Regions from separate parts of the Homo sapiens genome. Here regions 2, 3 and 4 are each linked to region 1. A link is a loop called in an ENCODE intact Hi-C map of the cell type or tissue named here. Cell type or tissue: mammary epithelial cell. All regions are shown on one strand. Links, peaks and the distances in the headings refer to the core of each region. The heading gives the core; the rest is flanking DNA. Region 1 holds the start of LINC02351 (long intergenic non-protein coding RNA 2351). Region 2 has its middle 29 kb from the start of LINC00923. Region 3 has its middle 110 kb from the start of LINC02351. Region 4 has its middle 130 kb from the start of LINC02351.

The links. Hi-C counts contacts between places; a loop is a spot of excess contacts. Peaks named below come from ENCODE experiments on the same cell type or tissue, not always from the same donor. Only the 100,000 strongest peaks of a DNase experiment are listed, where the experiment ranks them.
Region 2: it touches region 1 in a loop (10-fold over the local background); 56 of 110 quality-filtered maps call a loop at or near these places.
Region 3: it touches region 1 in a loop (16-fold over the local background); 107 of 110 quality-filtered maps call a loop at or near these places.
Region 4: a loop joins it to region 1, with 11 times the contacts of the local background. A loop is called at or near these places in 12 of 110 quality-filtered maps.

The regions. Positions count from the first base shown.
Region 1 is chr15:98,419,364-98,424,386 of GRCh38, forward strand. LINC02351 (long intergenic non-protein coding RNA 2351) reads right to left here and starts at 1,635. Exons shown (of 3, transcript NR_146567.1): 1 at 1,446-1,635. RefSeq lists enhancers at 1,641-2,216, 2,481-2,590, 2,794-3,369. In mammary epithelial cell, for the core only: a CTCF peak has its summit at 2,432 (motif pointing left); no DNase peak of the experiment used is centred there; H3K4me3 peaks cover 278 bases; H3K27me3 peaks cover 206 bases.
Region 2 is chr15:97,901,392-97,906,414 of GRCh38, forward strand. No RefSeq gene overlaps it. Among named protein-coding and RNA genes, the nearest start is that of LINC00923, 29 kb to the left of the region's middle. In mammary epithelial cell, for the core only: a CTCF peak has its summit at 2,922 (motif pointing right); a DNase peak (open chromatin) is centred at 2,920.
Region 3 is chr15:98,309,037-98,314,059 of GRCh38, forward strand. No RefSeq gene overlaps it. Among named protein-coding and RNA genes, the nearest start is that of LINC02351, 110 kb to the right of the region's middle. In mammary epithelial cell, for the core only: a CTCF peak has its summit at 2,738 (motif pointing right); a DNase peak (open chromatin) is centred at 2,745.
Region 4 is chr15:98,289,817-98,294,839 of GRCh38, forward strand. No RefSeq gene overlaps it. Among named protein-coding and RNA genes, the nearest start is that of LINC02351, 130 kb to the right of the region's middle. In mammary epithelial cell, for the core only: a CTCF peak has its summit at 2,813 (motif pointing right); no DNase peak of the experiment used is centred there; H3K27me3 peaks cover 250 bases.

The sequences.
Region 1 (5,023 bases), core at 1,422-3,921:
TCATCTTTGAGTAACTGCAGGCAGAGGGAGAGAATGTTCTACCACTAGAGCATAAGCTGGCAGCATGGGTGGGGACCAGCTTGGGGCCCAGGAGAGGGCTGATTCCAATTTTCTCAAGTCCCACTGGATTTCAGGAGCTGCCCCAGGCCCTATCACAGTGGGGAGCAAAACTGACAGTCTCAGGAGGCTTACAGCCTGAAGGAGGAGAAGGAGGAGGAGAAAATGGAGGAGGAGGAGGAGGAGGGGGGAAGAGAAGAGCGGGGAGGAGAAGGGGGAGGAAGAGGAGAGGGAGGAGGAGGAGGGGGAGGCAGAGAGACAGGCCAAAAATCACACCAGTAGATGGGTCATAACAAACTGTTAAAAGCTGTAAGGGAGAAGTTCAAAAAGATCTAAAACACTAGCTTTAGCAACATGGTGATATCCTATCTCTTAAAAAAAAAAAAAAAAAAAGTAGTTAATTAGCTGAATGTGGTGTCCCGCATCTGTAGTCCCAGCTACTAGAGAGGCTGAGGCAGGAGGCTCGCTTGAGCCCAGGAATTCAAGGTTACAGCGGGCTTTGATTGCACCACTGTACTCCAGCCCGGGCAGCAGAGTGAGACCCCATCTCTTAAATTAAAAAAAAAAAAATCTTAAGGCAGTAAACTGGGGGGGCTGATATAATTTGGCTGTTTGTCTCTCCAAATCTCATGTTGAAGTGTAAACCCCAATGTCGCAGGTGGGTCCTGTGGGGGGTGTTTGGGCCATGGGGGCGGATCCCGGGGGTATGGCCTGCTTGGTACTGTCCCCACCACAGTGGGTGACTCTTTGAGACCTGGTTGTTTAACAGTGTGTGACACTCTCCCTCTCTCTTGCTCCTGCTCTCGCCTGTGATGCTGGCTTCCCACCCCACCCCCCGCCCTCCGCCATGATTGGAAGCTTCCTGAGGCCCCCACCCAGAGGCAGGTGCTGGTACCATGCGCTACAGCCTGCAGAACTGTGAGCCAATTAAACTCATTCTGTTTGTAAATTATCCAGCTGCAGGTATTTCTTTCTAACAATACACGAACGCCCTAACACAGAGCCCTATGAGAAAGTAAAACCAGAAACCTGAATTAGAGTGTGTTTCTGGAACACTAAAGCAAGAGCTGAGGGAGGCTTGAGGAGCGGGGCATTTGAGGGGTGGTCTTGAGGGGCTCGTTGAAGCATTTGCCCGAGAACACGCAGCAAGAAAGCGGCGAGGGCAGCTCCCAGGCATCCCAGATTGAGCAATTAGGTGAGCGGAGCGCCAGTCACTGAGAGGAGACCCTGCCGGGAGCCTCGCTCAGCTCCAGGGGTGCTGTCTACACAGCAATTTCCTGCACTCGTATTTCATGTTCATCCACCTCCCCCTCTCCATCTGGTCCCTATGGACACGTCGGCTCTGGCCGACCGCTTGCCCTGGTGCAGAGGTTTCCCACTGCCCTCACCTAGTCTTCTGTGCCGTGGCTGTGGTGCCTTTCTCTTCCTCAGAAGATGCCCGATTCCAAAGCTGCAGCCCTCAGCGATGCCTGTCAGCAGTCTCAGGGGTAGGGCATGGGGGACTCAGCACTTTCTCTTAAGCCTCCCAGGTGGATTCAAAGCTCCGTCCTTTGGGAGCCCCAGCGCCTGCAAAGCTGCGCTGAGGGAGGAGGTGGGGCCTTGGGTGGAACAGTCGGGAATCCTGGGTCCCGTGGCTCCTCCTTGCCCCTGGAGCCAATGAGGAGAGACACATCCCAAGAAGGCCCCAGGCTGGGGCAGCCCCCTCAATCGGGACACCACAGCTCCTAGGACCTCTACTGCAGACCTTGGGGTCTCTGGCTTGGGGCAAGGAGGCCCTGGAATCAGAGGCCTGGTTTGGAATCCTGCCTCCACTTCCCCACCTGTGTACTGGGGACACCACAGTCCCTCCCTAGTAGGGGTGCAGTGAGGGCTCAGTGCGTTTGTTCTCATTGCCGCCCTGTGTTTATTACTATCGCCATTACGGCCTCATCCTCCAAGGAGACTGCTGCTGGAAAGGCCGTGGTTGCTGCGTGTGTCCCGCAGCCCCCTGCAGCCAGCGTCTCCTCGGCCCCGGCCCGACCCTGCCGTCCCTGCTCTGCTCCCTCAGCGACCGCAGACCCCTCACGCACATGCCCAGCCCTGCAGTCCTACTCTGCCACCCCAAGGGGCTTGGGCTTCAGTGGGGGCAGCGTGCGGGGCGTGGAGAGGGAGACGTGTAAAGCCCTGAGAGGCTCTGCAGCCACAGTCCCGCAGTCAGCGTTCCCTCTCGGCCAAGCCTCCTGGCTGCACATCGTTTCCCGGGCATCTCAGTGAGACCGGCCTCGGCTCACAGCGGCACGTTGTTTTTACACTTCGGGGACTCTGGTGGGACCGCGGGAAGCCAGGAGGCGGGCGCGCCCCGGGAGCCGATAGGAAAGTGCAACAGCGCCATCTAGTGGCCGCGCGGGGAGGCTGCGGAGCGCGCGCCGCGACCCGGGATCCACCGTCCGCAGGAAAACGTGTTCCCTCCGATGCGTGGTCACAGCGCGGCAGCGCGGCCTTGGGAGCTTCTTAAACAACAGGTTAGCTATCGCTGCCGCCTCAGTAAGAGAAGTCAAGGCCAAAACGCTTAAAGGATTTTGACCTATTCGGCTTGGTGGAGAGCGCTAAAAGGGGACGCTATAGCGGGATTCTCAGCTCTCCTGGGCTAGTGGGACCCCCGGTGCGCCGCCGCCGATGGGGTCTTAGGGCCTGTCTGTCTGGGCTAGAGCCGGCCCGGGAGCCTGTTTGCGGGGAGTGCGGGTCAGCAAAGCTGTCACAGAAAATCCTCCTCCAAAGGAAGGAAAAAACTGTGTTCTCAGGGAAGGTACCCTACAGAGCGCAGGTCCCCACCCCTGAGCGTGCATCGGCGTCCCCCGGAGCGCTTGTTGAAACAAGGATTCCCGGGCCTCCCTGAGGCTGTGATTCGCAGGTCTGGGGTGAGAGCTGAGGATCTGCATTTCTAGCAAGTCCTCTGTTGATGCTGATGCTGATGTTGCTGGTCCGGGGCGCACCTTCAGACCCACTCTTAAGCCTCATGGCTATTTAAGCTGGGCTACTTCTTCCTGAATATTTGAAAATTCCCGTGGTCTACACTTACCCTGCTCCACCTACAATGGCAGAGTTCCAGAGCCTCAGTGTGGGACTTTTCAGGAAAAGCCAGAGAGGCGCTTTGGGGGCATGGGAAAGGGGGTACGATGGAGCTGAACGTGGAGCTCTCTCCCACCCGCTGAGCTCTGGCAGCCCAGATCCACCAGGAGTTGAAGTCGGACCCAGCCCCAGGCCTGCAAAGGCTGTTGGTCCCCAAGGCAGCATCCAGACAGTCAGTGAGGGCAAGATGCTTACACTCTGGAGGCTTACATTCTGTGGAGGACAGGTCTGAGGTCATCTGTGCAACATAAACGCTCGTGGATTTCCACTACCTTTACAGACAGAATTGCACTGGCGACATTTTATGCTAGAGATTTATCGACACAAATGAGAAGTTTCTGTTCTGATACAACCACCATGATTTCATGAGAGGGTTGGTTCTTCAGCCTGCAGTCTGTGGGTCTCTGGCTAACACTTAGGCCAACAAGACCACGTGTGCATTCAGTCAATCGGAGGTGAGCAGTGCTCTTTAGTGCCGTCCTGTTACATTCCAGCCAGTCAGACAGCAAGCGTATTCAGCCAATCAGAAGTAAGCATTGCTGTGCACTCCATCCCCATCACATTCAGCCTAATCAGACCACAAATGCATTCAGCCAATCGGAAGTGATCACTAGTCTGAGCCCTCACCCACCGGGATCCATAATATTGTTATACCTGTTCTATTAATTCATAAATGGCCTTCATTGATGTGGCCGTTAATATGTGCTGTAGATCAGCTGAAGAGTGATGTGCCTGCCCTAGGAACCAACTGTTCATCACAAATGTATGCCCATGACAAAAATGTATACATCAGGCTGGGCACAGTGGCTCAAGCCTGTAACCTCAACACTTTGGGAGGCCGAGGCTGGAGGATCACCTGAGGTCAGGAGTTCAAGACCAACCTGGCCAACATGGTGAAACCCCATCTCTACTAAAAATTCAAAAATTTAGCCGAGCATGGTGGCACGTGCCTGTAATTCCAGCTACACAGGAGGCTGAGGCAGGAGAATCGCTCGAACCCAGGAGGCAGAGATTGCGGTGAGCTGCAATTGCGCCCATGCACTCCAACCTGGGAAACACAGTGAGACTCCATCTCAAAAAAAAAAAAAAAAGAAAAGAAAAAAGAAAAAAAAGTATACAAGCAAGAAAAGTTAACACCGCCGGAGTTGATTTATCCATTAAGTACATAGGCATCTTGTCCAAGGCCCAAGGAAATATTTTAATTTATTTTTTAGAAAAGTAAGTAAATACAATCTGTCTTGGAGTATGTTTGTCTTTATACTAACACAGTGCCAAAATATATTTTTTAATATTTTTATGGAGGAAGGGGCCTATGAAGGCAAAAGTCCCTAAGGCCCAAGGAAGTCATGCTTCAAGCAAATAGGAAGAATTGGATCATCCTGAAGGCCTGTACAGCTCTAACCATCTGTGGTTGCATATAACCATTCTCTTTTCCCTCCATTATTACAAAAGATAGTAGACTTCGGAGAAGGAATGTGTCAGTCTGGACTGTTGGTTTCAGGGGCAGAAAACCAACTCGAATTAACTTGGGCAAAAGCGGAAGATTTTTAACTCTTGTCACTGAAAACTCTAGGAGTAGTTCTGGCTTCAGTCAGAGCTGGGTTCAGAGACTCAGTAAATCCCAAGTTCCCAGGTCTCCCCATCTCTCAGCTCCCATTCCACTTTCTGGCCCTGCCCTGTAGTCACAAGATGGCAGCAGCTTTTTCACACTTACTTCTACTCTTTTCGGGCATCTGAGGTTCATTCTGTCTGGACCAGCTCAAGCCAACTTGCCACCCTGCGTGACCCAGGAGAATCCTATGCTCTGACTGGCTTAGGCCTGGGTCACCTGCCTTATTCTAACCACCAGGTAAGAGGC
Region 2 (5,023 bases), core at 1,545-4,044, 520 kb before region 1:
AATAATTAAAGGCACTTGATCTACCAAGATTAAAGCCTCTTTTGAACCTGGAAAAATGTAAGTCCCAAGAAAAGGCGGTAAACTTTCACCAGCAGAAATCCTCTATATCTCATCATACTCTCCTCAGCACATGAAATACCAGCTATCGGTTCAGGTTGCTGACTTACACAGGATCCAGGGAGAGTTACCACATAAAACACAGGCTACACAGTTACATTTATTTCAGATAAACAATAACTAATTTTTGTATTTGTATGCCCATGAAATATCTGGGACGTATTTATTCTAAAAATTGTCCATTATTTATCTAAACTCCAAATTTCACTGAATCTCCTATATTTTATTTACTGTCTCTGGCAACCATAATTCCAGGGTGCAGGGCCAAGTGTCTCATCTGAGATTCTTGTGAAAGTAGATAGTTCACTGCGAGTTAAAATAAAAGTTCTATCCCTTGGCTGGATGCTGCCATGTGGAAAATACTTGCTCTTAGTGCTCAGTCCAAGCTGGTCATCCCTGATGGAGCTACAGCTCTTCATGCCCTCCTAGCCTCATTTCAAAGCCAGCTTGAGCTCATAAAATCAGAACATGTTGCCGATGTATTCTCCCAGAATTCTCTCAAATCCGTCAACCGGATAATTACTAAAAATGAAAATCATAACTCCGATCCCGTGCACAGCAATGTGAATGGAGAACCCCCCAGGAGAATGAAGGCATTGTCCAGAGGAGCCTTTCCTTTTCTAGAATCATCTTGGGGCTTGTGACAGCAGTTCCAGCAGTCACACGTCAGTGTCTAGACATCTTTCATGCTTATTTCCTTCTCTTTGGCTCCAGGTGCAAATAGGCAGGGTGTGCAGGAGAGTAAGGTGAAAGATACACCTGGGCTGCAAAGTTTCCGGAGACGTGAAGTCTCAGAGCAGATCAAACATGCAGTCAGCACCTGAGAGAAAGTGTTGCATCCCAGGTGCCTCATTCCCCTCACCTTAGTCCTGGCCCTGCAAAAATAGGTTATTTCCTTTTCAACCAGAATGGTTTGTGAGACAAGAGTTTGGCATTTCTAACTGGTTTCATATCATTTCCGGGTGGAAACAATCCAGATTTACGAGGAAAGAGATTGCAATCTTTTAGCAAATGCCTAACACAGTCCCTCACAGACAGAGGATAGTCATCAGCGTGACGTCCTTAGCACATGGGTCTGACTCTGTCCTCATCAACTTGGCAAGCCAGTAGAGCATGCATTCATTTCCTAGGCTGTTGTAATACAGCACTGCAGACTGGGTGGCTTAAACACAGGAATTTGGCGTCTCACAGTTTTGGAGCCTAGGAGACTAAAAGCATGGTGTGTCAGCAGGGATGCTTCCTTCTCAAGAGCTACGAGGGAGAACCCGTTCCAGGTCTCTCTCCTGGTGGGTCACTGGCCATCTTTGCTGTTTCCTGGCTGGCAGATGCCTGCCTTCATCTCCACGTGGTGTTCTCCCTGTGGGCATGTTTTTCTCCACATTCCCCTTTATTAGGACGCTAGTCATATTGGATTAAGGCACACCCTAACGGACTCATTTTAATTTAATTACCTTTGTAAAGACCCTACCTCCAAATAGGGTCACATTCTGAGGTACTGGGGGGTAGGAATTCCATACATGGAATTTGGAGGAACACAATTCAATCCATAATAGAGCACCTCTACACTGACTGTAGAAGGACATGCTTGTGGACTCTCAAGGCCTCCTGGACAGGTGATTGTTTCCCTCCAATTTAATTTCTGTAAGTGCATATCTTTTTGCCCTCCCTCTAACCAATCCTGGCCCTGATGTCCACACCGCTAAGTCATGCTGGACAAAACCCTTAAACACTCTGGCTCCCCGCCTATTATCCGGCACTGCCAGAAGTAAGTGGACTTCAAAGACCCTTCCTGCTCCACATTATTGTTTTTCTACTTGCTTCATTACAAGCATCACTATGGGGGAAAATGGCATTAAAGGACCAAAGCATTGCAAATCCCAGGCGGGTTCTTTTTTTCCCATAAGCAACGAGCTAGAGGTCACAGGTGGAGAATGGTGGAAATCGGTGCCTGCAATTGGTTGGGGCCTATCAAGGAGACTAAGGAGAGTGACTGGGGGCTGAGGCAGTAGTCTAAAGGGTCAACTGGGGTTCCTTCCCAACAATGCACCATGTGGCATCGAAAGCAGGAGCATCTACAGGAGAGCAGGACAAGATGTGGAGGTGGGAGGAGGAAATGATGTGGGGGGCGGGGAAGGAGGCAGGGGGGCACATTGGACTGCTGAAAAACACCATTGTACTGAGGAATCAGCCAGTAATAAGTTTGTGATCTTGTTCTTTCTAGAATTGCTGTGTGACCTTGGGCAAAATCCTTAACCTCTCTGAACCTTATTTTCCCCCATTTAAAAATGGGATCATGATACCTGCCTCACAGGCTTGTTGAAAGATTAAACAAGTAAGGCACCACAACCTGGCACACCTATCCTATCCGAGGGAAGTGGATTCTCACTGTCAATTTCCTTTCTGGCTTCCTGGAAGAACTTTTAAAATATGACTCCATCCTGGCAGAAGTGTCCAGGCAGCGCCAGCAGAGAGACAGTGGAAGGACTGAGGTGGGAGGAAAGCGCTGCAGTTCTGCAGGTCCCAGGCTGCTGTCCATGGTCGTGATGGTCTTGGGGCTGCAGGAAGAAGAAACTGAATAAAGGTGGCCTGTTGGTTCAGCGAGGACTCAGGGGCCAAGATACGAGAGGCTCACTCAGGGGCCCTTTCCAGAGAGGTCAGGAACTGTGGACAATTAAGACCAAAGAGGCTGAGAAGAGCTCTCTGGTTTCTGGCAACAGACGTCGCCCAGACCTGGAGATTTCCCAAACCCCCAGGAGATGAGGCACTGAGCAAGCCCGACACCCGGCCCTGCCGACGCGAGGTGGCGCCGCACAGCCAGGAAGCCCGAGGCGGCGCCTCCGCGCACCGCTCCCAGAGCCCGGCAGTGGGAGGTTTTCCACCGGACCTCATCCCAGGCGGCAGGCTCTGCTCAGCCCCTGGCTTCTTGCTGCCTTCCTAGTCGCGTTTGCTGAGTAACACGCCACCTTTTATTTCTTCACACTCAACCCCCTGCAGAGATGTATAGGCACGTTGTGATGACCAGACTGTTTGTCTCCTCTGTTAGTTTTTCCTTAGTTAAAATGAGGTTTGAAGGACTGGTCAGGAGGAAACCGAAGGAACAAAATCATTCTAAACCTTGTGGCTGGCGCCCATGGGTGAGGTCTGAGTTCAATAATGAGCATTTACAAAGTGATCATGTAGAAAGAGAGGAGGAGGAGGAGGGCTAGCTAAAACAAAACAAAACAAACAAAAAAACCCCATAAGACAGTTTCTGGTGAAATTCAACACACTGCACCCAGTGACATGGAAATTCCACTGTTACGAAGGAGCGCTGACCGCCACAACGCATGCACAAGAACGCTCAAAGCAGCTTTATTCCTAATCGCCCCAAACTGGAAACAATCCGAATGTTTATAAATGGGAAAATGGACGGACGAACTGTGGTATATTCATACCATGGGATTGCTTTCAGCAAGTAAAAGGAATGAGCTGCTGGCCGGGCGCGGTGGTTCACGCCTGTAATCTCAGCACTTTGGGAGGCCCACGCAGGGGAATTACTTGAGGTCAGGAGTTCGAGACTAGCCGGGCCAACACGGCGAAACCCCGACTCTACTAAAGATACAAAAATTAGCTGTGCGTGGTGGCACGCACCTATAATCTCAGCCACTCGGGAGGCTGAGGCAGGAGAACGGCTTGAACACGGGAGGCGGAGGTTGCAGTGAGCCGAGATTGTGCCACTGCATTCCAGCCTGGGTGACAGAGTGAGACCCTGTCTAGAATAAATAAATAAATATGTAAAATCAAGGGAATGAGCTGCTGAAAAGAGCAACAGTGTGGCTTTTGGTTAAATGAAAGCCGCTGATACAAAAGACTACGCTATGCGCTGAATGATTCTGGTTCCGTTCAGATGAAGTTCTGGGACAGGCAAACTAAGAGTGACAGACAACAGCTCAGTGGTTGCCTCTGGGGTGCTGATTGCCTGGAAAGGGACACGGGGGAACTTTCTGGAGTAATGGAACTGTGTTCATTCTTAATTTGCATGGTGGCTGCACATGCGTGTGCAGATGTAAAAATTCATGGAGCTGTACGTTTAGATTGGCAAAACTAGTTGAGCTTCTACTGTTCCACGATGGTACAGGAGATTTCAAACCATTCTAACTTTCTGTTCTTATATCCTTTTGAAAGATTTCTCTTAGCAAGTTTTTTCTCTATTGTGAAGAATATGGCCTATTTCTGGCATCTGTCTCTCCTGTCCATTTTTTTGTTTTGTTTTGTTTGGAAAATGTAGCTAAAGACTTCATTAGCTTTATTAAATGCTTATGCTTCCAACTAATGAATTGTCCAAATCCTCATCATAAGACTTCAATTTCACTCATTAGAACCTTAATTGTCAAGCAGCGGAAATGATTCTTATTGTTTGTCCTAATTGCTATTAGGAAGGAGTACCAGAATTATTTGTAATTTATTAGTCACATAAAAATAATGAGGGATAAATAAAGTTATTTTCCCTGAAGTTATTTTCAAGGCACAGACGCAAGGAGGGGTGTGTTTAAGGAAAGCCATACCAGGCTTCTCTGGGAGGGAGGACAAGTCTGTCTCTGGGAATCTCTACTCGCCGTGCTAATCCTCAGAATCACTCCTTTTCTACCCTGTTCAAGCACTTGGGGTCTTGAAGAGTGATTCTGAGGATAAGCACAGCAAGTAGAGATTCCCAGATCCCTGGAGCCTGGAGGGATTGCTTACTGTTGCCCCCATCAGAACCCACTCTTGGAAAAGATCTTGTGCTGGTCAATTTCACCTCCTTCCCAATGGGACACAGACGTGTCACTTCTGTCACTTCTCCTTCCTGGCGTCAGGGAACCAAGCGCTGGAGAGATGGAGTTGCCGCATTCCACGACCAGGAGCCAGGAATCTGGAGGACATGATC
Region 3 (5,023 bases), core at 1,665-4,164, 110 kb before region 1:
TAGTTTGTTTTTGCTTTTGTTTTTTTGTTTTTGTTTTTGTTAATGTATCTTACTCACAAGTTTATAATTTGCTTTCCAAAAATGTTACTTCATATTTGAACTCCATTTATTGTTTTAGGTAAATTATTTGCAGGTCCCAGACCTTTATATCTTCTTTTTGACGGAATCTCGTTCTGTCGCCCAGGCTGCAGTGCAGTGGAGCAATCTTAGCTCACTACAATCTCTGACCTCCAGGTTCAAGCAATTCTCTTGCCTCAGCCTCCCAAGTAGCTGGGATTACAGGCGAGCACCACCATCCCCAGCTAATTTTTCTATTTTTAGTAGAGACGGGGTTTTGCCATGTTGGCCAGGCTGGTCTCGAACTCCTGACCTCAAGTGATCCTCCTGCTTTGGCCTCCCAAAGTGCTGGGATTACAGGCGTGGGCCACCTCACCCGGCCTCCTCTTCTTTTTTTTTTTTTTTTGAGACAGAGTCTCACTCTGTCGCCCAGGCTGGAGTGCAGTGGTGTAATCACGGCTCACTGCAAGTTCCACCTCCCCGGTTCACTCCATTCTCCTGCCTCAGCCTCCCGAGTAGCTGGGACTGCAGGCGCCCACCACCATGCCCAGCTAATTTTTTGTATTTTTTTCTCAGTAGAGACGGGGTTTCACCGTGTTAGCCAGGATGATCTTGATCTCCTGACCTTGTGATCTGCCCGCCTCTGCCTCCCAAAGCAGTGAGCCACCGCGCCCAGCCTGCCTCCTCTTCTTATTCTTTTTCTTGTTCCTTTTTCCTTTCAGTTTTTACTGCATTCCCATTTGAACCCTTCATTACCCTATCCTTTTCATTCTTTTATCTTTTCATTCTTTCATCCTTTCCAAAAAAAGAATCTTTTTCCAAAGAAGATATCTAGAATGCAGTATATAAACATTAAAATTTAAAATAAGACCTAAAAAAGAATAGGCAAAATTAAGACAAATGATAAATCTGAAAATATTTTAACGTATATAACAAATAAACATTTAATAACTTTTATATACAAACAGTTCTTACAACTCAGTAAAAACAAACATCTCCAATAAACATGAAGAGTTAATTATACACAAAAATGACTACAAACTTCCAATAAATGTATGAAAAAATACCTAATCTCAATAATAATTTTAAATCCAAATTAAAACAAATAAGTTGGAATTTAGCAACTATCAGATTGACGAAAATGTAATAAAATGTGATGCCTAGTATTGGTTAATTGTATTACTCAATTTTATATATCTTCGTACTTATTTGTCTCCTTAATCTATCAGTTTCCAAGACTATTAACATTGTTGATTCATTTATTTTCCTTGTACTTCTGCCACATTGTGCTTGAGACTAAATTGTTCCTTTAGATATACAGGTAGGTAGGTAGATAGACAGACAGACAGACAGATGGATAGATGATAGATAGATAGATAGACTTAATTCAAGGCAAAAATGAAAGAACAAAAAGGAGTAAGACTGCTATTCTGGCTTTCTTTGCTTCATATTTGCTTGGCCTTTTTCTCAATGCTAACTAAGTACTGATTGGTAATGATGATGATGATGGTGGTGGTGGTGGTAGTGGTGATGATGATGATATGACCACTAATATAGTGATTTAAAACAATAGAATTTAAAATCCTAAAAAGCATAAGATAGAAGATGGGAGAAATGTAAAAGCAATTTAAAACATTCTAAGGTCTTTGTACTCTTCTGGAGAAAGAAGCAATAATTGTTATGTTTAGACTTGTTAAGTAGGCATAGTATAAATTGAAGGGTAGAAGAGAAATAGTAAACATAACTTCAAAACAAGTAGATGAAGAAAAAAAAATTTAAATACACAGCCTCTGACAGAAAACAAAAATATGTTTAAAACAAAGCACAATAAACAGATAACAAAAAGAATATAGCAGAAATACATCTAAACATATTCACAAAAAATATAAATGGATTAAACTCTCCAGTTAAAGATCAATACTTCCAGATAAGATTTTTTAATTCAGCTATTTGTAAAAATGAATCTACTAGGTCTACCTATATAAACGTAAATAAAGTTCATAAACATAACGTTCAGTGAAAAAAAAGTTGAATAAAGAATAGAGTATTTCTCAATCATGTACAATTTAAAACATATAAAGCAAAACTATAAAAACAAAAAGTGTTGCATATCATTTTTAAGATAGTGGTACTATCTGGGGAATAATAGGGGAAACTGGATGTTGAGGGTGGGGACAGATGTGAATTTCATTTGTACCTGTAAAGTAGTATTTTCCAAAAGAAAATTTTAGGGAAAACATGTAGCAAAATTTTAAAAATGAGTTAAATCCAGTTGGGCATCTGTTATGTTTTGTATTTTGGTGTATGTTTAAAATATTTCATGATAAAAAACTAATTCAATAACTAAATGAAACAAATTCATATGTATAATAAATACCAATTTTGTTGGAGTTTTTTCAAATATTTTCATGCTAGGAAAATGTGTAAATATATAAACTATAGTTCTTACACTTTTCTGTATTTTCTAAATTTCCTAACACTACGTCTTTATAAATTTTTAAAATGTTCATTTAAAAATAACAGAACATTTTCTAGACAGAAGAAGAGAAAATAAAAGCAGATTTTCTCGGAGAAAGACTCTTTCCACACAAAAATAACCATGAGCAGCCCAATCAGTTACTCCACCCCAAGAAGACCTTTTCTCTAATGGAGCTTTAAGCTAATACCGTTTCTGGCCAGCAGGTGGCGGTGACGTAATAGTCGTTTTAAACCAAGCATTTCAAATCTAGACATCATTCCTAAAGTGAAACAGTTTTTATGGCGCATCTGATTTTTGTACCAAGGTTCTGTCTGGCTTGTGTGTGTGTTCACCCTACATTTGTTTCTCCCCATTCACTTAGAATCTATTCCAAAGCTTTGGTTTTTCCCACTCCATTTGCAGAAGCAATCCCCTAGTGATGCAAGAAAGCTACAAAGCCAGAGGCAAGAAACCCTGGAGCTCTTTTCCCCCTATTCCTTTATCCAGTGAAATGTTTCATTGCCACTCTATGTAAACCTGACCCAAAATAATGCTTTAAGTCAACATTTACCAGCTTGTCTGAAAAAAATGTGAAACAAAATCCAAAAACTAGCCCTATCTTTCCAGCACCGTTTGAAAAAAACTAGCTCTGTCTTCACCATCTAAAAGCTGCCTCTGCACAGCCTGAAGTGCTCCAATATTCTTATGAATAATTAAGTTTGTCTAGTGTGTGTTGAACATGGAGACATCTCTTAGCCCACACATGTCTTGTGAGCATCTCTAACTCAGAATTGACGTTAGCAAACTAACTGCAAAAAAAAAAAAAAAAGTGTTACATCAACCCAGACACCAGCCACAGACCCTGGTGACTGTCTTCTCTGCTCTCCCTGAGGGCTTTCCGGCCCTGGCCCATGTGAGTGACTTGCTTCCCAGGAGGTTCTCTGTCCCCTCTCCTAGTGTCCACACAGAGACCTCTGACTTCCTGTCTCCCTGGACTAGTAGAAGCCACAGAGAGCCTTCAGGTGCTGCCTCTGTACACATTAAAACTTGGGAGGCTGAGTCAGGAGAATCGCTTGAATCCTGGAAGGCGGAGGCTGCAGTGAGCAGAGATGGCGCCACTGCACTCCAGTCTGGCGACAGAGCAAGACTGTCAAAAAAGAAAGAAAAGAAAAGAGAAAAGAAAAGAAGAGAAAGAAAGAAAGAAAGAAAGAAAGAAAGAAAGAAAGAAAGAAAGAAAGAAAGAAAGAAAGAAAGAAAAGAGATAGAGAGAGAGAGAGAGAAAGGAAGGAAGGAAAGAAAGAAGGAAAGAAAACAGAGACCCAAGGCAGAACTTACCCAGCTCCCTCAGAAGGAACTTTTGGTTTTGTCCTCATCATCCTTCTGCCTTTTTTCTTTGATTTCCCATGAATCCCTCCCAAGTTCCTTGGGTCCTCTCTTTCTAACAATCCTTCATGGGCTGCTCGCTAGAGTCGTTCCCCCATGTATGGCACGAGGATAACAGAGGCGAACCTGGTTTGCAGCCCTTCATGCTGCTTTGGCCACAGTTGCACATGGGAAAGGCAGGTCAGAGCAGCAGTTCATGGCTGAAGCCCCACACAGTGGCAAATGGGCTGCTTCTCTCAGAGGCCCTACACTGATGTCAGTGCACACCCCCAAAATGGCCCTTCCCCACTCAACCCCCTGCCCTGGAATTCTATATTCATCCTTGTAACTGCCCTAAGAGGGCATGTGTCTGTGGTCCCAGCCACTCAAGAGGCTGAGGCGAGAGGATCGCGTGAGCCTGGAGGTCGAGGCTGCAGTGAGCTGTGATAGAATCACTGCACTCTTGCAGTATTACAGGATGCCTTACTAGTTGTTGGAAAGCTTTGCAAAAAGATTTACCCAGAATTCACTCTCTGGTGCTCCTGCACCTACACAGAGAACGCACGACATTGTTCTGCAGTCCCAGGATGGGGGCACCCTCCCTGCTGACCTAATGTAGGCATTGTTTAAAGATGTGTGTCTTACTGTAATCGTCAGCCCTGCATTAGAAAATTGCCTTCTGAGAAAGTGGAAAATCCTGTGAAGAAATCCTGTGGGACTAAGAGGCCTAGAAAAGCAGATACATTTAAAAAAAAAACAAAAAACAAAAACAACCCTGCAAGTGAGAGAGACAGACACGTAAAGACATACCCGTGGTCATAAACAAGTCCACGTCTGGAGCACATGTGACTTGATTATTTCTCTAACCATAAGAAATTTTTAAAAATCATGTGTGATTGGTTGTGGAAAGCTTCACAGTGTTGCTCAGGAAAGCACCACACTTTTTATTTATTTATTTGTTTATTTTTTATTTTTATTCTAAGTTCTGGGATACATGTGCTGAACGTGCAGGTTTGTTACATAGGTATACATGTGCCATGGTGGTCTGCTGCACCCATCAACCCGTCGTCTAGGTATTAAGCCCCACATGCATTAGGTATTTGTCCTAATGCTCTCCCTCCCTTTTCCCCTCAACCCCCGACAGGC
Region 4 (5,023 bases), core at 1,714-4,213, 130 kb before region 1:
AATCAAATAAAATACAGTCAACTCTTGATTCTGCATGAAGCACATTCACTTAACTGCGGCTGCTCCTGCATTCCTGTTTTTATGGGCCTCATTAAGCACTGGATATAACATCATATGTTACAGCTCTATCTTGTGTCTGTTTACTTCCTCTCCCACAGCCAGCAGCTCAGCAAGAGCCTTGTAAACCAATTCTCTTAATGATCTATCCAGTCGGGGAAGGTGCAAATCAGTGATATGGGGAGCTTAGAGGAGAAGCCAGCAGCTCTACCTCAGAGAGGGGATGCTGCCACAACTTTTGGCACAGTTGGAGGGATAGCTAACTGCGGGGCTGAGGTCTAATGTGGGCCCTCTCTGGGCACCTCAATCTTCTATGTTAGAGCCATCCAGGGTCCGTGTCCACCTGGCCATATATAACAGTGGCTGGAGGAGGGGGAGGGTCTTTAACACAATCCTGTGTGAAGATGAGAGACTGATGGAGAATGGTTGACCCCACAAACTATGAAGAGGGTCGACCCTTTTATAACACATGCATTTTCACAATACAGGTATTCAAATGTGCGATCTCCAGTGGGTTTCTGGTATCAGGTCTCCATCCCCTCCATTAAATACACAGTTCTCTGCCTTTGTTGCAGACCTGGATGAGGCGTCACTTCTCATTTTGAGCCCACATTGCCAGATTTTCAGTCTTCATATCATCCAAAGTCAACAATCCCAGCCAGGTGCTGTGGTTCACGCCTGTAATCCCAGCACTTTGGGAAGTCGAGGCAGGTGGATCACCTGAGGTCAGGAGTTCGAGACTAGCCTGGCCAACACAGTAAAACCCCGTCTCTACTAAAAATACAAAAAATTAGCCAGGCTTGGTGGCAGACACCTGTAATCCCAGCTACTCAGGAGGCTGAGGCAGGAGAATCTCTTGAACCTAGGAGGTGGAGGTTGCAATGAGCCAAGATTATGCCGCTGCACTCCAGTCCTGGTAGCAAGAGCGAAACTCCATCTCAAAAAAACAAAATAAAGTAAACATTCCCTCAAGAAGTTGCCAGGAGCTTTGTTCCCCTCCCTTCCCAGGTTCTCTACTCCAGCATGTGGTTCCACCATGCTGCACCACTCTGTCCATCTCTCTCTGATGTAAGAGGCTGGCTCCAGATCCTGGCCAGCTAATTCCTCCCAGGGCCACCATCACTGTTGTGTGTGCTGTGGGGATGGGGAGGCAGTTCAAGGTTCTTAGAGTTAGACATGCCATATTCTGCTTGACGGCACTGCAGTCACCCCTGTGTCCCTGCTTCCAGCTGAGGCAGCCTGGCTGCCCTCTCCAGCCTCCCCAGCAAGGCTTGACTGCAGCATCTCTTCTTGGCAAGCAAGAGGCAGTAGAAGGAAAAAATTCTAAGAAAAGGCATGGGCTCTGGAGACAAATAAAACTCTCTGAAAATTTGACTCTTGCATTTCATAATTGGTCCTTCATACTAAACACATTGTTTGATAAAAGGAAAATTATTCAACCTCAGTTTTCTCAACAAATGGAAATAGTAATAATGACACCAATGTCTTTGGTACTGCATGAAATAATGCATGTGAAAGCCCAGGGCCTGGCCCATTGCATGCACTTCAAAAAGTTTTATTTTTCTTTTGATTTCTCTTCTAGGCAGCATTTCATCATGATATCTCATCTGAAAGTATATTTGTTATGAATTATTTGACTGCAACTAACATATAACCTACCAATGGCTTAAACGTTTAGGGATTTATTTTTCCTCATGATAAAAAGTCTGGAGGCAAGTTGCTTCTGGGGTTGGCTTACCCTGTTTGAGCAAGGATCTCTCCTATTCTCTTAGCCTCATCCTGGTCGTTGCAAGATAGCTGCATGAGTTCCAGACATCACATCTACATCTAAAGCAAGAGGAAGAGAAAAGTGGGTGGTGATCTTCTATATCTATTTTTAACAGGAAAAAAAAAAGATGAAAAAAGCTTTTCCAGAAACACCCGAGTGGACTTTTCCTTATACTTACATCATATTGACTAGCATTGTGTCACACGGCCACCCCTGCATTAAGAGAGACTAAGAAATCACTTACTGATTTAGTTTCTTCAGCCTCTAGCAGAAGGTGGAAAGAGAGAGGAGGGCTTGGAATAGCTGTTAGCCCAGACAATCTGCAGAGTCTTCCCAGAGGATTGGAAATTGCCAAATTAGAACTACCCATAGGTAAGTGCTGGGCGGGTGGCTGACGCCTGTAATCCCAGCACTTTGGGAGGCTGAGGTGGGTGGATCACCTGAGGTCAGGAGTTCAAGACCAGCCTGACCAATATCGTGAAACCCTGTCTCTACTAAAAATGCAAAAATTAGCCAGGCATGGTGGCATGCGCCTGTAGTCTCAGCTATTTGGGAAGCTGAGACAGGAGAATTGCTTGAACCCGGGAGGCAGAGGTTGCAGTGAGCTGAGATTGAGCCACTGGACTCCAGCCTAGGCAACAGAGCGAGACTCCATCTCAAAAACAAAAAACAAAAAACAAAACTACCCACGGGTAAATGTTATGTTTAAAATAATAATAATAAACACATAAGTAATAAACATACTTTCAAGCACATATGGTTTACCACCTATCACGGTGGCTCTGTCTTGCCTTGGTTTCTAGCAGAAGTTCTCCAGCTTGGAGGCACGTTAGAATCTCCTGGGGCGCTTGTAAAAAACACCAAGGCCTGGGTCCCTTCCTCAGCGCAAGGAAAACCTCTAGGGCTGGGGCAGGGCCGTTGACTCAGGGTGAAGATCCAGGACCACTAGGTTGGTGTCCACGGAGAGTTGGTATGCACACCGCTAGAGGGCGCAGGAGATCACTCGGCCCCGAGGAGCCCTTGGTCAAGGCACCTGTAAAGTCACCCAGCCCTCTGGCGGCTTCCCGTTTACCCAGGGCCAGCACCGAGGGCATAAAGGGCGTTCTAACCCACATAACAGAAGACATTGCGTTGCTATTCTGTACTTTTGTTAATTAGGTAAACTACGCCAAGAGAGGCTCAGAAACCTGCCCAAAATGAGCTGGAGCATCAGCAGGGGTTCCAAATGGCAGGCGTCCTCTCCCCTCTGTCCCACAAAGAACAGTCCGTCCCCTGGGCTGGGAGCTGGGCCCGGAGCCCCGGGGCAGCCCGCCCGGCCGTGCTCGCTGCGCCCCCGGGCTGCGTTCATCAAGCGCAACTCCAGGCGCGCGCCGCAACCGCGCAGGGCAACCGGGGGCTCTCCCGCCGAACCCGCCCTCACTTACATCTTTCTCGTCGCCCTTCAGGGGCTGCTAGTTTGCTAATGCTGCCAGGAAGCTCTCCTCCCAGTTTTCTAGCTGCCGTTCCAGCGAGCAGAGAGAGAGCCTCGGTGGTAATAAGCCTCGCACAGAACACAGCACTAATTCTAACGCACAGGCGGTTCCACTTACCGTTTATGGAAAGCCACAAAGCCGGCGTGAGAACACCTAATTACCGCGTGAATTAGTGAAAAAACAGATGCGAGGTTTACAAAAATGTCTGCCAGTGTCTAGTAAATGGCCACAATTGATAGAGATGCTCCAAAGGCCTGCTGGGGGCAGAGGCTGGCTCAGGCACAGCCCCAACCCAAAAAATGCTGTCAACAGTTGCCGGCACCCCCAGAGCGCGCCCCCAGTTCTCTTAGGTGAAAGGGCTGGGAAATCGTCTATGAGCAGCCACTTAATAGTCTTGTACTCACGAACCGCAATTATCAACAACAAGCGCCACCCACAGACTCAGTGGGAATGTGTTCATGGTTAATCAATTCGATTGATCACTGTTTATTAAGTAAAAACCTGCTTTCTAAACAGTTCCTCCCTAAATGGTGTTTTTGCAGGCTGCTAGAAAACAAGAGACTAATTGGGGCTCCTAATTTAAATCCAAGCGTGCACATTACTAAAAGCATTCGCAGCAGGGGTGTGGGCATGGTGAACCCTCAGTCCCCCAGAGTGGCCACGCTAAAGCCGACATTCTCACATTATAAAGACCTCCCAATCCCTGCTTTAATTTCTCCGATCAAGAAGCCACGGTGACCAGGTCAGATGAGGACATCAGGAAGGAAGTCCACTGATAATATAGATTATGGGAATATTTGAGTCCCATCGGTGCTGTTAAATTGATCGGCTCCATTCAGCACCTTGTGAATCGAGATGGGAAATCGATGGTTGGACGGGCCAGGTGCCGAGATAAGTGACCATAGCGTATTTTTGTTATCTCCTTACAGAGAGTCATGATCTCTACCACCCTGAGTGCTCTAAATCTAAGCAAAATACAACAGAAAATCCAACACAGAGGAGGTCAGGGTGATTGCGCGATTGTGCTATAATCCAGAGAGGAAGGGGTCTGGCTGGTCCAGGGCTAAACTCTTCCTAAATGTGGCCACCCCCGCATGTGAGGAATTGGACCCAGGAGCAGCACAGCAGCTCCACTTTATCCACACCAGCTCTTCATCTGCTGCAAGTGCTGGGGGCTAAGCGGAACAGCAAGGAGACTGCCCTCCACCCCAGCTGAGGCTGCCAGTGTCAAGGCACTTCTAGCATGGGAGCCGAGCCCGCCCTCCAAAGAAGAGAGCTTTGCATTTCCTGTGTATCACCTGCCTCTGTTGCAAAATTCCCATCCATGCCTCAGGAAGATATTGCAGAGAGTGACAACCTCCCACTATTCCCGTTATTTTTCATTGTTTGATATTCAGGTCTTTTCTGCCTGCCCAGCTCAGGAATTCCACTCTCCCTAAACGAAGAGACCGTGAAGACCCTCATAACTCCCATCCATCACAGACAGAAATACCACAGATTAGGAGCCAGTAAAGAAATAAAACACACATTTTCGCATGCAATTATATGTGAAATTACTGCATAGACAGATATCCAAACTCTCAGGAATCCAAATCAGAAATAACATTAATTACTCCGAAAGGGTAACTAGCCAAAGGAAATTGAAGTCTTCTAGGGAGGCTGCACAAGGATTTTAATTTTCGATTAAGAAACCATTTGCGGGTTCCAATCCCCAATAGATGCAAAT